2 separate regions of the Homo sapiens genome follow, and region 2 is linked to region 1. A link is an interaction called in ENCODE POLR2A ChIA-PET data of the cell type or tissue named here. Cell type or tissue: K562. All regions are shown on one strand.

Region 1 (2,500 bases):
GTCAAAGGTCCAGGCTCCAGTAGGAGAGAAAGAACTCCTCATAGGAATACTGAAGAAGTGGGAAGGAACCAAGCTGACACAGGCCTCACTGCAATTTGATATGCCTGCTGATCAGAGTCTCTTGGGCATTTTATATTTTGCATTCTGATGTACCTAGGAGTTTTGTTAAACAGATGATGTATGTGAGTATTTATCCCATTTTATGCAATTAACCAAATCAACCAAAAAAAGTGACCATGAAGTCCTGTATTTGTCTTTTTACTACATGTAGGAACTCTCATGTGAATGAGTACTGTAGTAATCCATTCTATGGGAGCCTTATTTCAGAAATATTTCAAACTGGTGCAAATGGAAAAGACTTTCTCTTTTCCTTTAAAGCTAAAGACAAGAATATCATGCTATACAGGTGCAACTCAATCCCCGTTAATAAAAACCAATGTAGGTATAGGCATTCTACCCTTTGAAATAGCTGTGTCCCAACCTGTTGCCATTGATTTTTTGGAAATGGCTTTAGAAATATCCAAGTTGTCCTTGAATTGTCTAACCATGGACATAAACAGTTGTCTCCCTTCTACTGTGTAGAATACTTTGACTTAATTTTCTTCCAGATACAGGGGGATACCTGCCTGTTTTTCAAAGTGTTTATTTACTGCTGTTACTATTTGATTAGAATGTATTAAATAAAAAAAACCTGATTTCTACAAGTTGCACTTATTGAGTTCTAGAGAACGTACACTTTCATGGTAATAGAGGATTGCCATAAAAACTTACGTCAAGTGAAATAAGCCAATTATTCAACAAAAGGTAGAACATTACTTGCCATTCTGTAAAGTTATGGGCTGTACCTGCCCCCTTTGCAATTTGGAAAGCATGGTTTAGAAACTACAGGCATTGTCAAGTGGCCGGGTCTTTTATAATTTGAATAGGCATAACACTGATGTCCTCTGTGTTTCCAAAAACATGGTTTAGAAACTACAAACATTATGACATGGCCAGTCTTTTACAAGTTGAGTAGGCATAATACTAAAGAAAAATACAAAGTTTTGTGGCCACTTATTTTTTGCTATGTTAGTCTGCATAACTGTTATAAATGTACCATCTTTTCTAGAGTCCAGACATTATTTATTTTATGGCTTTAAAATTTTCCTGCATAGCTACAATCCTGTGGTGTGTCACCATAAAGGTGGACCCTGTGTGAATGAGAAAATTCAGTTATAAATTGTAATAAAACCTGCTTACTGGATATCTTACCTTATTTTCATGAAGAAGTTGAAAAATGGTTTTGTGCCTGGCAGGAAACATACTATGTATATCCAAACAGCAGAGCCAAACACAAAAGATTGCTAGGTGTGCCTCAGGAAGAGTTTACTTGTGGCCTAAAACTTCAAGAAAAGCTAGACATTTGGGGTCGGATCTATGATGGGGCCATAACCATTTGATGAGGATGCTTAGAATCTGTGCTTCATTCACCGTTTTTCTCCCACTGACAACACCTGTTTAGTGTTGGATGTTTGATTTTTCTGGCAAAACTTCTATATGATCAGTGCCAAGGGGCTTTGTGGAATTTCTTTAAAGGTCTTTTGCCTTTCTATTGTCACTGTTTTGAACACTCTATTTCTCAGTTACTGGGAGTGGGGAGGCAGTTGTGAGGCATGAGTACCTGTGAAATTGGAAAAAGTTCTGAGTTACTGCTCGCAAGTGACTAATTATGAGAAGGCTGGAGGACAGCACAAACATCTCTGGAGTGTGCCATGAAACCTATTGCCTTATATTTCAATCTTCCATATTGCAAGTAGGTTGATAAACATCAGGAGGCAATTATTTTTGGTTTTGTTTTGTTTTTTTACGATGACTGACATCATTTATTTATTGAGTTTATTGTGAACCAGGTTCTCACTCAGCACTTGTATTATCTCATTTAATTTTCCCAAGAACGAAATGAGCAAAGTACAATGATGATAGGAGGTTCCCCTCCTGATTTGTGAGTCAAGAGGCATTCCAGGAATATCCTAGCTCTTTTTTTTTTTTTTTTCCCCCGGGAGAGGAATTGGGAAGAGCAAATTGCTGCTGAAAATTTCTACATTGATCCAGACAAACAAGTTAGAGCAGGCTGAAAAAGAACCCTTGGTGTTTTTACTGCTGTTCAACCAGATCAACTGGAAAAGTATAGATACCTTAATTAGCACTGTGCTCTGTGGGATTCTGGTCAGCCTGGCCCAGTGGTTTTTTTCCCCTGAACACGCCTGAAAGGGGAGCTCATAATGACTGCTGTGCAGGTGGGCGGGGAGGGGGCTTCCTATTTGATTTAGTGGCTGATCAATGCCAGTTACCAATTATTGGTAGCCCCATTTATACATGGTGGAAAAAAAGTACACTTGTCTAAATTATCCTCACCAAAGCCTGGAAGAATATCCAGTGTTTTCTCCCAATGTAGGGCAATTTAGGGCATTTGTGAGGATATTTATTATTGTTGTTGTTGAAGAATATGGTATACAAGACT
Region 2 (2,500 bases), 400 kb before region 1:
AAGAGATTCACTTAGAATTTTATCTGGTAAAAAAAAAACATCTAGTCATAGGATGAGGAGTCATCTGTTTCATGGACTATTTATGACTCAGATGTTAATTCGGATGCTGTCTTTAAATACATGGAGAGAAGAGAGAAATTTTCCCCCTTTATTTAGGCTTGAAAGAGTTTTGTTGAAGCAGGTAGCTCACAGCTGGTAAGTGGCATTCAGTTGTTTAAAATAATTTATATGATTTGGCTTTCATATTTGCTACATTTGTGCAACAAACAGAGCTGCTGTTTTGATTCCTCCAAAACCATTTTAAACTCTAGCACCATGGGGACCATGTACCCTTAGCATTTTGCAAGAGTTATACTTTGCACTAAATGAACAGCAAGCCTGTGTTTACAAAACAAAATTATTTTTTTCCAGTTTCAGTTTTGCTTATTAACAAAGTAGATATTTCTCAAGTCAAAATTTCTCCTTTGTTTATGGTTGGAGATCTTGGCCCTGATGAAAAAACAAAAATCCACTGATGAGTACAGAAAATCACCACCATGCAGACATCTCTCTTTACAACAATCCTGTGGCTCACAGAGCCATCATGATTGCCAGTGTCCTCGTAGAAAGTCAACAATAGCTATTTGCAGTTGATTCGGTTCCTCTGTTTAGGAGATTTTTTGTAGCATAAATAGATTACAGTGTTTGCAAAAATGTGTGTTTATGGTTGACCCTTATGCTTCTCAGAATCTGTTTGGAGTACTAAGGCATGCTATCCTGGGTGTGTTGATTTCTCTTTGTGCAAACTCTGCTGAAAACCAAGGGCAATCAACAGGATGAAGAAAGTTTAATTCAGGACCCCGGTTGATAGAGATTACCTCTGGGTCTAAGGTCAGGGATGCTTTAGTCCTCCTTGTTAGAATCTCCAGGGAAACCCTAACTCCCAGATATTAATCAGATCTGTAGAACCCTGCTTAAAACCTTCCAGTGGCTCTGAATTACTCTTAAATAAAACTCCTTACCCTAGCTGATAACACAGTATATAATCTGACCTCTGTTCAGACCTTACCAGACCTATTATGCGCTGTTTATCCTGAGGCCTCTCACCTTGACCTGCAGAAGGCTGTCTTCTCCCTTTGTCTTCACATGACCTTTCCTCTGTGTGTAACTGTGTCCTAATCTCTCTCTTCTTAGAAGGACACCAGTCTTACTGGGTGAGGGCCCACCCAGAGGACCTCTTTTTTGCCTTAATTACCTCCTTAAAGGCCCCATATTCAAAGACAGTCACATTCTGAGGTACTAAGTGTTGGGACGTCAACATATGAATTTTGGGGGGCTATAATTTGCCTATTCTGCACATTTCATATAAATGGAATCGAACAAAATGCGGCCCATTGATTCTGGCTTCTTTCACGTAGCACAACGTTTTCAAGGTTCATCCAAGTGGTAGCAGGTATCAGTGACAGAGCAGGAGCACCGTCATCTTGGACAAACATCGCCATTTCAAGTTCCGGCTCCTTTTCTAATCTCAGGCATTTCAAGGAAATCACTTCTCTTCTAACAACAAGCAGCCAGAAAGAGCAGACAGTAAAACACAGATAAGACAGCTCAGGCACAGAAGGTGGGGGGAAAGTCTCTTGGGTAACTGCCAAACTTCACACTCATACAATGGGCCCCAGTAAAACAGTGGGCCCTAATAAGCACATTCCTTTCCCTTTAGGTACACTAAGATAGGGAAGCTAAAAGCAGGCTTGGGTATGCCTGCAGCTGAAAAAAAAAAAAAAAAAAAAAAGGATAGAAACAAACACAAAAACTCCCTCTCAAATAAGCAAGACAAAGAAACACAGAAATATTCTGAGCCTGTGATAAGCTCTCCTGCCCTAAACCCTTAAATACTCTTAGTCTGTAACAGAGAGTGCCCCTGACCTAATTCAGCCAGAAGCCCCTCTCGGGTTTATTCTCCAAAATAAACCTGTTTTTAACTGTGAAGCCACTTTTCATGTTTCTTTCTTCCTTATTCAACTCTTACTATCAGTACTTTCTTCTTTTTTATGACTGAATAGTATTTCACGGTATGGCTGTATCACATTTTATTTATCCATTCCTCAGCTGATGGAGATTTGGATTGTATTTGCTTTTTGCCTGTTATAAATAATGTTGCTATAAATGTTTGTGTACAAGTTTTTGTATGAACATACGTCTTCAGTTATTGTGAGTATATACCTAGGAGTGGAACATTCTGGGTCATAAACACACATAACTTTGTGTTTCCCTTTTTGAGGACCCACCAAACTGCTTTCCCCAGCAGCTGCCAGCTGCATCATTTTACATTCCCACCAGCAATATATGAGGGCATGTTTCTAGAGATTACATAATCACAAACGAAGGGCATTGTCCTTTATAGCCTGCTGAAGTTCAAAAGAGAGAGGAAGAGATGTTCAAGTAAGGAAGAGATGTTTTATTAGGAATATGAAGGGTTCACAAAGTCCTGCTTACTCATTTTCAGCCAACTTTGCCATGG

What was found. ChIA-PET counts read pairs that join two places held together with the same protein. Peaks named below come from ENCODE experiments on the same cell type or tissue, not always from the same donor. Only the 100,000 strongest peaks of a DNase experiment are listed, where the experiment ranks them.
Region 2: POLR2A ChIA-PET joins it to region 1 with 5 read pairs; 1 of 35 experiments calls an interaction of 5 or more read pairs at or near these places.

The regions. Positions count from the first base shown.
Region 1 is chr12:93,575,503-93,578,002 of GRCh38, forward strand. SOCS2 (suppressor of cytokine signaling 2) reads left to right here. Exons shown (of 2, transcript NM_001270471.2): 2 at 1-1,243. Among named protein-coding and RNA genes, the nearest start is that of SOCS2, 4.1 kb to the left of the region's middle. In K562, no CTCF peak of the experiment used is centred here; no DNase peak of the experiment used is centred here; H3K4me3 peaks cover 736 bases.
Region 2 is chr12:93,176,340-93,178,839 of GRCh38, forward strand. The region is part of intron 2 of LINC02412 (long intergenic non-protein coding RNA 2412); the gene reads left to right. All of the region lies in intron 3 of LOC643339 (a long non-coding RNA gene), which reads right to left. Among named protein-coding and RNA genes, the nearest start is that of LINC02412, 3.2 kb to the left of the region's middle. In K562, no CTCF peak of the experiment used is centred here; a DNase peak (open chromatin) is centred at 1,452.